2 separate regions of the Homo sapiens genome follow, and region 2 is linked to region 1. A link is a contact called in ENCODE POLR2A ChIA-PET data. All regions are on one chromosome and are shown on one strand. The core of a region is the stretch at or near the end of the contact, and the rest is flanking DNA. Distances in the headings are between cores, read along the strand shown. Region 1 overlaps FOXP1 (forkhead box P1). Region 2 overlaps EIF4E3 (eukaryotic translation initiation factor 4E family member 3).

The links. ChIA-PET counts read pairs that join two places held with the same protein, here RNA polymerase II (POLR2A).
Region 2: POLR2A ChIA-PET joins it to region 1 with 13 read pairs in T-cell. The contact joins two enhancer-like sites. POLR2A ChIA-PET finds 5 or more read pairs at or near these places in 2 of 52 experiments (T-cell and activated B cell).

The regions. Positions count from the first base shown.
Region 1 is chr3:70,979,344-70,982,357 of GRCh38, forward strand. The region is part of intron 14 of FOXP1 (forkhead box P1); the gene reads right to left. Among named protein-coding and RNA genes, the nearest start is that of FOXP1-AS1, 310 kb to the right of the region's middle. Within about 2 kb of position 1,453, at least 3 of the 41 ENCODE cell types and tissues checked have a DNase peak (open chromatin) inside an H3K27ac peak, as active enhancers do.
Region 2 is chr3:71,720,686-71,723,699 of GRCh38, forward strand. All of the region lies in intron 1 of EIF4E3 (eukaryotic translation initiation factor 4E family member 3), which reads right to left. Among named protein-coding and RNA genes, the nearest start is that of EIF4E3, 3.2 kb to the right of the region's middle. Within about 2 kb of position 1,251, at least 2 of the 41 ENCODE cell types and tissues checked have a DNase peak (open chromatin) inside an H3K27ac peak, as active enhancers do.

The DNA.
Region 1 (3,014 bases), core at 203-2,702:
TGTTTCAATTTATCTTTCTTATCTTCACCTTAAAGTACTGTTCTTACAAATACTAAAAGGCATAACCCTTCCCCAAAATTTGTTGCAACAGAAATATTATTTTACGTCTGGCAATGCTGAAGAATTTGGTTGTTTTCAGCGTATGTATTACTGTTTATGTGCTGTCTCAGATACACAGACCCACCCTAAAATCCAATAAACTTCAGCAAAGTAGGCTTACTTGGTAATATTTTCTCAAACCAGATTTCAAATCACTTACCATAGTAAGTCTATTTCACCAAGTCTAATTCACCATTGCTATAGTCAGTCTTAAGTACAAGGCAGTATTTGTGGAAGGTATTAAAAATGAGATTCCTCTGAGATCATAATCAAAGAACTTATTAAAAGAGAGTTCCAATATGTTGGGAAGACTCGACCTTTACTCACACTCTAGTTAAAAAAAAAAAAAAAGGGAGGGGGGCCTGAGAATCCTCTCTAATATGTTTCAGGAGAGTTTCATAAAAAAGCAATGAACCTGAAGAAAAGAAAGATCAAATATCATGAAGAAATACTAATGGAAAAATGTAAACATGGCGCTGGAAACAGAATGTTGTGAGCTTTGAGTTGTGCTTTCCTTTTTATTTTCAGCGTAGAATGTTGTCTCGGTGAGCAAGAGACAATGCCTGCGAAGAGCAAGCTCTGGAGATGGCACTGCCCTTACAAATGCCCCAGCAAGCTGAGCAGATGCCATGAGCGGGTTTTTCTCTATAATGTTGGAAACCTGGCTTTCTGACACACATTTGCAAACTAAGTGTGAACAGTTCAGAGTAGCAGCCGCAGGATGGGGCAGAGCTGAGAAGCCAAGGGGGGAAGAGTTGGGGCTGACCTCTTCTTCACCTCGGGCCTTAATCACTGACCAAGTCCAGGAACAGTATGTATAAGCATCAGCCCAAGCAAAGGGTCAAGGAAATTAGTGCATGAAAGGCTAATGCTCATAAATATACAGCTTTTATAATTCAGACGCTGCTAAGCCTAAGAATCTCAGAGCGCTTTGGAAAGTCATGGGTAACATTTGTAAAAATCATGTTTTAAAACCACCTGCCACTGTGTGGTCTCCTTCAATTCTCATACCACCACTAATATCTGAGATGTTATTACTCATACTTTACAGATAAGCAAACTGAGGCTTGGAGAGATTAAATAATTTGCCCATATTCCCAACCCAGACCCAAGGTCAAACCACACACTTGTATGATTCTAGATCCTTTGTATAATCATCTTATGCCTAGTTAATAGCAAAAATGAACACTAACCAGTTTCATTTTTCTGTATGCTCATTTTTGGAAAAGATTCCGTGCAGAGCATTTTATCCCTGCTTATGCATGACAATCAACACGTGTAACTGAGCAAATATAAGGCAGTTACTCCTACAATGACAAAAACAGGAAGAAAACAGCTAATTGCTGCCCTTGAAGCGCTTACCATCAAACACATACGTCAGTCAAAGGGCAAAGGTACACAGTAACCACAAAGCAGTTCTGAGGACTGACTATACTTCTCGGCTTCTCTTTTCAGTTTAAGAACTTTTCCCTAAACACTGTGGCTTTCTGAAAGATGCAATGAAAATTACAAACACAAATGTCCTTCATGCCTGCTCCCTTTCAGTTTTGGGAGGAAGATCACCAAGTTAACTGAGTTCCAGTTTCATTGTCAGAAATCAAAACTCATTCAGCAAGTGCAAGCCCATCTTTTTGGGTGTTCACAGCTACGAAGAATAGACAAATCCCACAGTAAAATGTCATCAAAATGCCGAAAGGATGTGAGCCTTGTAGCTATTACCAAGATCGCACCACTAGGACTCTTTCTACCAAAAAAAAAAAAAAAAAAAAAAAAAAAGCAACAGCGAAAAATAAAATCCCTCCAAGTTAGCACAATCCACAAAGGAAGAGATGAAGGTAGAATTTTCTGGAGGCTTTTGAACATTAGCAAGTGGGAATAAATACTGAGCCAGAAGAGAGCAGAGAGGGGGCTTACCAGGCTTGACAAATGACACCGTGATTCACACCCACTGCTGGGCTGTCTCTAATAAGCCACAGAGGAAGCAGCCAATCTCAGCTAATTACCAGATAAAAATGTATTGTAAGGACTCTAATTAGGAGACGCGGATGGAGGTGATCTAATGATTAAATGCTGCATTCGACTGACCCCACCATCAATGTGCAGTGGTGCAAGATGTCACTGGAATATTTTGTAGAAACAGTAATTTTATTTCGAGGAGGGGAGGCAGTAATATTTGTAATGATGGCTATGAGGTAAACTAATTAAAAGACAGTTCCTAGAGGAAGAGGGTGGCTGAGAGCAGCTGTGGCCATTCCAAAACCAAGTGCCAAGTCTCAATAGAGGAGCTGCAGTCAAGTGGAAAATTTCTGCCTGACCTCTGCCCTTGCTATTAATTTGCAGGAAAACTAATGACACATATACATATTCCCACAAAATTGTTCTAATTGCTAATTTGCCAAAGGAGCCCAGATTCCAAATTAAACATGACTAGCCCGTGAGGGAAGGAAGAAGAAAAAGCTGTACACTCCAAACACAGGGTGCTTTGCCACACAAAATCATTTGAAGGCTGAACCAACAAGTTAATGAAATGTCAACCTTGTCAACTGGTACAGAAGTTTCTTAACTTTTAAACTTCTGTTTGATGATCACATGCTTGTCTGGAGGAGAAACCATCTTCGAAAGGGAAGGTTGAGAGAGAAAGAATGGAGAAGAAAGACTCAAAGCAGGCTCTGTGTTCAAACCAAACCTGCTCTCTTAATTAAGGCCTCTTTGAAAAAAGAGTGCCCCCCCAAAAAAAATTAATTACAGACTTAGAACAGAAGAGCAAATGGGGAATGGTGTGTGTTTTTGCTGTAATCTTGAAATATTCATCTTAATTGTAAACTATTAAATCTTAATGTAATCATCAATTAGAAATGAAAGCATATGTGCTTTGTGTTTCTGATTGCAGTTCAGGTTTTAAAAGATAATTTTTT
Region 2 (3,014 bases), core at 1-2,500, 740 kb after region 1:
TGGAATGGTAAGATAAGGCGTATGTTTAGAAGGCTAACCATGCCAGTCCAGGTGGGGGATGCCTGGAAAGGGGCAGAGCTTGGGAGCAGGCAGGAAGCTAAGAGCCGGCTAGGAGGTAACTGGAACTAGACATAACCAGAACCTGCAGAGAGAGGGCATGGAGAGAGGAAAATGGCTTAGACTTGGATCAAGTTTTCCCAGGGGAATTAACAGTATGAAATATAGAACTGGATGGAGGAGGGTGCTTGAGAGAAAGAAGATTCAAGGATCAAATGGAAATTCCAATTCTGAAAAACTGGAAGTATGGCAGGATGGTTAACCAACACGTGGTCAGCAGAAAAGAAAGAGAATAGAGAGAAATGAGCTCAGTCACTGAAGAATCAGTACTGCATTTAAAGTGCCTGTGGATTTCCTTAGCTTTCAGACATGTGTCCAGAACTCCGAAGAGAGCTGAAGGCTGGAGATGGAGACTTGCAAATGATTAGCAGAGTAATGGAGCCACCACAGGAGAAGGTGAAGTCACTGCGGGTAGAATTCAACAACACCCTGTTCAGGGTATTCAGTGCGGACTGACTTGTGCTAGGCTCCAATCCAGGAGCTAAGGACAAGGCATCCGGGACGAGAACTCTGCCCTCATGAGGTTTACATCCTAGTGGGAGAAGACAAGCCAATGGTGGTAATGCTATGGAGAAAATAAAACAGGGTCAGGGGCTCGGGGTGTGTGTGTCAGGATGCTTGCGCCATTTCATAACAGTGGTCAGGCAACATAAGATGGTTTGGCTGTGTCTCCACCCAAAATCTCATCTTGAATTGTGATCTCCATAATCCCCATATATGTCAAGGGCAGGACCAGGTGAAGGTAACCGGATCATGGGGGTGGCTTCCCCCATGCTGTTTTCGTAATAGTGAGTGAGTCTCATGAGATCTGATGATTTTATAAGTGTCTGGCATTTACCCTGCTTGCACTCACTTGGTACTGCTGCCCTGTGAAGAAGGTGCCTGCTTCTCCTTTGGCTTCTACCATGATTGTAAGTTTCCTGAGGCCTCCACAGCAACGTGGAACTGTGAGTCAAACCTCTTTCCTTTATAAGTTACCCAGTCTTGGGTAATTCTTCGTAGCAGTGTGAGAACAGACTAATATGGAAGGTCTGAGAAGGTGACATGTGAGCAGAGGCTTGAAGGACAGGAAAGAGCAGGGCAAGCACTGATGGAGGTGAGAGCACTCCAAGCAGTAGGGGGTGTCAGTGGCTAAGGTCCCTGCTTGGGATGAAGGCGAAAGAGCAAGGGGACCGATGAGCAGAAAGAAGGGCATGGCAGAAGGGAGAGTGACAAGGGAGAAAAGGGTCCTGGGTGGGGCAGGAAGAGCTGCAAAGCTTTATGGTTCCTGTAAGCCCTTTGGCTTTTCCTCGGGGGGGCGGGGGTGGGAGGTGGTTACAGATGACTCTAAGATTTCTGGGCTGGGCAACTGGAAGGATAGACTTGCTCTTAACTGCTCTTATCTGAGATACAGATAGAAGGAAACAAGTTTGGGAAGGCAGTTGAGGAGGTAGTTCAGTATATGTTGAGTCTGGTTGTGTATTACATTGGACATCCATGGAGACAAAGGGGAAGGAGCACTGGATCTAAGAGTGTAAGGTTTTGAGAGTCACCAGAATTCAGGTGGACCTGAAAGCACTGTGACTGGATGAGATCCCTGGTGTAAATGGCACAAAGAAGAGGCCTGAGGCCTGAGTCTTGTGGGAAAAAACTCAGAGGCGAGCGGGTCACCATAAGATCAAAAGGAAGCAGTTAGAGACACATAACCCAGAGTGGCTTCCAAGAATCAAGACAGGATAGTTTTAAATGTCCAGAAAAGGGGAGAAAAACTCTTCAGCCTGTACCCCCAATCTAAAATTACCTTCCTCAAATGCCGAAATCCTTAACCATACAGTCTAATTTTTTAACCAAATAAGGACTTATTGGAGTTGACTATTAAAAATACTAATAACTTTACAGAGGAGTTCTCCAACTCATCCAGTGAGGGGAATGAATTTAGGTTTCTGGCTTCCCAACACAGAATTCAGACAAGCTGCTCCAGAGACTGTTTGTTGGGGTGTGGGTATGGGGAGGGGTTGGTAGCTGGGGAGCATGGTAATGACAGTGTTAGTAGTTTATGCTTAGGAAGCTCCTTCTACCAGCTGGCACCTGTTAGGTGTTGTACATCATGTCTCTCATTTAATCCTCAGAACTGCCCTGTGAGACATAGCCTATGACTATCCCATTTTACAATGAAAGTGAGGCTTGGGGCAGCTAGATGGCTTGCTCATCAGCACACAGTAGGCTGGAAAGTAGGACAGGCCGGGAGGTAGGATGCCAAAGGGGAGTTTTAAGTAGCAAGAGGCCTTTGCATGCTATGGAACTCAAAAACCGATGTCATCTTGCCAGGCAGACATTGGCTATGCTGCAGGTAAGGCTGCCTTGGAGGGCTCTCCTGAGAACCTCACCAGTCTCTAGAATGTTGTTTACCTGGGGAGAAAAGTTACTAATGAACTTCTAGATCATAATGTGTTCATAACCTCAAGGGGGAGAGGGGCACCCTATATAAAGGTAATGGATTCCCACAGAAGGAGAAAAAGTTCAATAAAAATTATGAGTTGTTTGATCGGGCAAAATGAATTCATATGTACAATATTGGAACTCATTATAATTTCTAAATTAATACAGCCATTTCTATTAAAGATCTGGACACTGTGGCAATAATGTATTTCATTTGATGATCGACCTTTAGAGAACAAAAATGTGTAAATCAATAGTATAGATATAGTTTTTGTCTTCATTAAAGTTACTATAATCTTAAGCTACTAGTCTTAAAAGATTGTGTTATCTGTAGTATTGACATTTTAGACCAGTCCTTAAAAGTGTTGTTCCTACATGTAAACTAATTTTAGACCTGTTTAAAAAGAAACTCTCTTGATACTGTTTCCACCAGTCAGCAGTATTCACAATTTAGACCACAGGTCCAGGTTTAACACCTT